2 separate regions of the Homo sapiens genome follow, and region 1 is linked to region 2. A link is an interaction called in ENCODE POLR2A ChIA-PET data of the cell type or tissue named here. Cell type or tissue: PC-9. All regions are shown on one strand. Each heading gives the region's core, and the rest is flanking DNA. Links, peaks and the distances in the headings are about the cores only.

Region 1 (2,928 bases), core at 273-2,772, 180 kb before region 2:
AAGCATTTCTCTAAAGAAAACTCTTACACATCTTGGTGTTGTGGTTTCATGTCCACCCTAATGAGAAAAGTTCTTCCTTAGTAGGGTCATGTTTCCTGAGGAACCCCTACCCTAGATTTATCCCATAGTAGGTCTTATAAATAATATCCACATACTAAAATTATTTGGCTTCTAATGTTAAGTTTTACACTAATATTGTAAAAGTAACTCTACAGTCAAAAATTGTAATATTTAAATAAGAATAATCTGCCATCCGAGCCATTAGCCTTTAGCATCTGTGTTATATTTTAAAATGCCTGCAAAAATTGTCTATGCGTAAACAAGTTGTTTTTAGTTATACTGTGGCTTATTTGGTTGGCATGAAAATTAGATTGCTTTGCATATCTGGGGTAGCATAACCAGTTTTATCAGTGGCTAGATTATATCAGATGACAAAAATAACATGAGACTTCAGAAGTCTGATAAATAAAGTGATGATACCTATTAGAAGTGGGTGCAATCTATAGCCATCAAAATGTGATGCATTCATATTCAGGCATGGTCCTTTAGCATTCGAGTGATAGGCACTTTTATTTGAGTCTTTGAATGAAAGATAGGCTTTTAAAGTGGATTAAAGGATAGCAGTTTTTACTTGATAAGTTGGGACCCATGGTAACAGCAAGCATCCCACTTATAACTGGTGTCCATTCAGGGAAAAACAGATGTAACCATTATGTGACTCAATACAAAGAAGAAGATTACACTGGTAAAAAATACTAAGTGAAAAAAAGAAAAACTAGTAAAAAATACTAAGAGGATTACATTAGTGAAGATTCAGGGTGTGAAGGTGTGAAGTAAAAGGAGAGAAGATTAACAGAATAGGTTTACCTTTATTTGATCTCCTTACAGGGATCTATCTTCCATGGTGACTAATTCTCCTATTTTGGTGAAACTTTTCAGGTTGATGGATTTAAAAGAATAGTATAAACCCAAAATTTTCCATTTTAAGGTCATGATTTTATTTTTTACTCTGTGGTTCTTAAATACAATTTACTTCATTTTATATAACACCTGCCAAGAACAACCTAATAAACAAGATCTGGTTTAGGTTTAATAAAATTAAAATGTGTTTAACAAAACCTAGAAATGATGTGAATTTGCTCCTAGGAAACACTGAAAGCATGTGAAAGGAATAGCACTCCAATCCAGCAGTTTATTTTATTTGTGCTTTTTAATAATTGCTATTTTAAATTCTCTAAGGAGTTGATAATACATAGTCATTTCTATTTGGCTTTGAAGCGATCCAAGTATATATGTGGTTTGTTTTATAAAACAACCACAAAATACAGTCTCCCTATGAACATATGCAGAGTGGTCGGAAAGTCTTCCCACTCTCTAGGCCAGAAACATCATGATTGCTCTCATATCTGACTAAATACTGACTAAGACATCTCAAACTCTACATTTTGTCCAAACTAGAGGAGTTTTTGACAATTTTTCTGGACTGGGGAGGTTATTTTTCAAAGATCCCTATTAAATTTTAGGAATCAGAAGGGAATCTAAGAAAATTACTTATTTAATCTACAAACTGATAAACTGAGAACCTAAAGTATTGAAAATCATTAAATATTCTATAAAATCAATAATTTACCAAAAATAGAAAATGCTTAATTACTTCATTTTTATTTATTTATTTAGAGACAGAGTCTCACTCTGCCATCCAGGCTGGAGTGTAGTGGCACGATCTCAGGTCACTGCAACCTCCACCTCCTGGGTTCAAGTGATTCTCCTGCCTACTCAGCCTCCTGAGTAGCTGGGATTACAGGCATGGACCACCGTGCCCAGCTAATTTTTCTATTTTTAGTAGAGACGAGGTTTCACTATGTTGGCCAGGCTGGTCTCAAACTCCGGACCTCTGGAGATCCGTCCGCCTTGGCCTCCCAAAGTGCTGGGATTGCAGAGGTGAGCCACCACACCTGGCCTTAATTAATTCTTTAGAATGCTGTCTACCAATGGTTCTTGGGCCAACAGCCGTGCTTTAAATTCCCTACCAGTGCCTTCCTATATATATATATATATATATTTTTTTTTTGAGTCGAAGTTTCACCTTTGTTGCCCAGGCTGTAGTGCAATGGCATGATCTCGGCTCACCGCAACCTCCGCCTCCCGGGTTCAAGCAATTCTCCTGCTTCAGCCTCCCAAGTAGCTGGAATTACAAGCATGTGCCACCACACCTGGCAAATTTTGTATTTATAGTAGAGACGAGGTTTCTCCATGTTGGCCAGGCTGGTCTCAAACTCCTGACCTCAAGTGATCCGCCTGCCTAGGCCTCCCAAAGTGCTGGGATTACAGGCGTGAGCCACTGCGCCCGGCTTCCAATAGAATTTAATGTAGGCCAACATGTAATTTAAAAATTTCTAATAGCCACATTTTAAAATGTGCTATATGTACTATCTTCAATTTCTTAGAGCATATCTCAATTAAGACTAGCCACATTTCAAGTGCTCACTACTCATATGTGGCTATTATTACGTAGTGTATTATGCCATTCTTGTGTTGCTGTAAAGAAATACCTGAGATTGAGTAATTTATAAAGAAAAGAGGTTTAATTGGCTCACAGTTCCACAGACTACAGGAAGCATGGCAGCATCTGCTTCTGGGGAGGCCTCAGGGAGCTTTTACTCATGGTGGAAGGCAAAGAGGGAGCAGGAGGAAGAGAGAGAAGGTTGAGGTGCCACACACTTATAAATGACCAGATCTCACAAGAACTCATTATCACAATGACAACAGCAAGAGTATGTGGTGTTAAGCCATAAGAAATCGCCCCCATGATCAATTCACCTCCCACCAGGCCCACCTCTAGCACTGGGGATTATAATTCAACATAAGATTTGGGTGGCGACAAATATCCAAACCGTATCACATAGTACACTCCTAGACTGTGCTTAA
Region 2 (2,928 bases), core at 273-2,772:
AGGGTTCAGGTAAATATATAAGAAGTTGTTACCGAAACACCACTGAGACAACGATTATTGGCAAGGAAGAAGGCTTTAATCAGGTGCTGCAGCTAAGGAGATGGGAGATCAGTCTCAAATCTATCTCCCTGATGGACTAAAATGAGGGGTTTATATAGCAGGGAAGAAAGGTATGAGAAAACAGGAACTCCAGAGGGGTTAAGGAAGCAATCATGATGAATGAGAGGCCTGGCATTTCATTGTCTGGATGCAATATCTGGTTAGTTTCAGTTCTTTGATACTTTTGAGAGGCCTGGGGGTCATTTCCTAAACAAGGAACTCAAATAAAACAAATGTAAGTTTCAGGCTTTAAGACCAAAAGCGTCAATTTCTATGTTTATCCAAAAACAAACAAACAAACAGAACAACAACAACAACAAAAACCTGTCTATGGAACTATTGGGTCAGTTTCAAAATCATCTTTGCCTGTCAAGAATTTAGTTTCTGGTAGAGAAAATAAAATTTACTGCCTATGAAAAATCGAGAACAATGCACAATGATATGTTTCTAAGCACCAAATTGGCATTATGGACTGATCTATGAAAACTCTGAGAAAAAGGAAATTGGTGAGGACAGAATAACCAAGGTGTTTCTAGAGGAAATGATGAGTATGGTAAATATAGGCGAGAAAAGAGAGTAAGGGCATTAAGAGTGTGAACAAAAAGGTGGAGAAGTCAAAAGACATGAACAAATATAAATTGATACATAAGTTTATATTGGCACAATTACATTTTTAAGTTTCTTTACTTATAAATAATATATTACATATTTATAGGGTACATGTGATATTTGTTACATGCATAGAATATGTAATGATCAAGTCAGGGTATTTGATCCCTCATCTTGAGTATTTATTATTTCTATGTGTTGGGAACATTTCAAGTTCTGTCTTCTAGCTACTTTGAAATGTAGAATACGTTGTTGATAACTTCTATCTAGCTGCCCTTCTACCCACTGACTAACCTCTCTTCATTCCCCCACCCCCACCCCACCCACACATCCTTCCCAGTCTCTGGTATCTATCATTCTGCTTTCTATCTCCATAAGATCAACTTTTTCAACTCCTGCATATGAGTGAGGACACTGGCGTAACTGTTAAATCATTTCCTTTCCAAATCTTGTTCCCTTATTGTCTTCTCACTTTCTCTATCTGCTCAATGATTTGGCACTTTTGAAACATCCAATCCTGTCTAGATCACAGGGATAGTTTTCCTTCTAATTGCAACTGAAATAAATCTAGCATAAATCTTATTTTTCTCATTCCCACTTGATTGTCAGGACAGTGAAAAACAAATGATTATACAAGCCTCCATTCATACATACAAAGGTTGTATGTGAGTCACCTATGTGTTGTTTTTCTCAACTAGATTAAATCTTCATTGTACAGTCATTCACCCAGAAGGGAAGAACAGAAGGAGGGGTAAGATTTTCTCTCTTCCCTTGGGGAAGGGGGAAATCTTAAAATGCTTAACTAGGAACAAGCCGCATTTTTTGTTGTTTTTTTTTTTTTTGAGACAGAGTCTTGCTCTGTCACCCAGGCTGGAGTGCAATGGCATGATCTCAGCTCACTGCAACCTCCACCTCCCGGATTCGAGCAGTTCTCCCCCCTCAGCCTCCCAAGTAGCTGGGATTACAGGCACCTGCCATCATGCCCGGCTAATTTTTGTATTTTTAGTAGAGACGGGGTTTCACCATGTTGGCCAGGCTGGTCTTGAACTCCTGATCTCCGATGATCCGCCCACCTCGGCCTCCCACAGTGCTGGGATTACAGGCATCAGACACCATGCCCAACCCAAATTGCATTTTAAATTTTATTTTTATTTTCTTTTTAGCCATTCCCTACACATACCTCACATACCAACCGCATTTTTAAACAGAGAAAACATCTGCTTCTATCGTCTTACCTGGTTTTGTTTGTTTTCATTTCAAACAACCTCACATTTATAGGAAAATAATGCCTTACTTGCTTGACGTTAATAAAATGAAGTGTTTCACTGCTGGTATCCTGTACTTCCAAACAAAAATACTGACTACCTACCAAGATTTCCAGTGACGCTGAAATGCTAGATTATATTTCTGAAATAAAATAGTAAAATGATTATTAAGAAGGCTGCAACTAACTCTAAGCTCTGACACATATATTTGCCAATGCTTTGGCATCCTTTGAAATTAAATATTTGTAAATGGGCAACAGCAGCATGCTTTCTTAACTTTTGAAACGTCCTTGGAAAGAAGTTATTCACCATACAATACAGGAAGGCTGGGAAAAATCATACAAATACAGGAATATGAGCACAAGTGAATTGTGATTCAGTAGATTGAATGTGCACTTAAGTCACCTGAAATTTAAAGATTCACAGAAACCTAAGCAAAGTATTTGAAGACCAGAGGACAGCCAGAGCATTTTTTTTTTTTTTTTGAGATGGAGTCTTGCTCTGTAGCCCAGGCTGGAGTGCAGTGGCTGGATCTTGGCTCACTGCAAGCTCCGCCTCCCGGTTTCACGCCATTCTCCTGCCTCAGCCTCCAAAGTAGCTGGGACTACAGGCGCCCGCCACCACGCCCAGCTAATTTTTTTTTTTTTGTATTTTTAGTAGAGACAGGGTTTCACCATGTTAGCCAGGATGGTCTCGATCTCCTGACCTCATGATCTGCCTGACTCAGCCTCCCAAAGTGCTGGGATTACAGGCGTGAGCCACTGTGCCCGGCCCAGCCAGAGCATTTTTTCCTCAGAATGCTACAAATGCAAATGTTTGTATAAAAGTCCTCTGATAACTTAAGCAGTGGGAATAACAGGTATGTAACTTATTTACATTTTATTGCTGTTGGAAGCAATTATTTTTCTCATATGATAAAACACTACACATTTTTTTAATCTCAAAAGAGTTGTCT

What was found. ChIA-PET counts read pairs that join two places held together with the same protein. Peaks named below come from ENCODE experiments on the same cell type or tissue, not always from the same donor. Only the 100,000 strongest peaks of a DNase experiment are listed, where the experiment ranks them.
Region 1: POLR2A ChIA-PET joins it to region 2 with 9 read pairs; 1 of 35 experiments calls an interaction of 5 or more read pairs at or near these places.

Annotation. Positions count from the first base shown.
Region 1 is chr9:72,347,867-72,350,794 of GRCh38, reverse strand. No RefSeq gene overlaps it. Among named protein-coding and RNA genes, the nearest start is that of ZFAND5, 16 kb to the left of the region's middle. In PC-9, for the core only: no CTCF peak of the experiment used is centred there; no DNase peak of the experiment used is centred there.
Region 2 is chr9:72,164,520-72,167,447 of GRCh38, reverse strand. The region is part of intron 1 of GDA (guanine deaminase); the gene reads right to left. Among named protein-coding and RNA genes, the nearest start is that of GDA, 17 kb to the right of the region's middle. In PC-9, for the core only: no CTCF peak of the experiment used is centred there; a DNase peak (open chromatin) is centred at 1,407; H3K27ac peaks cover 593 bases.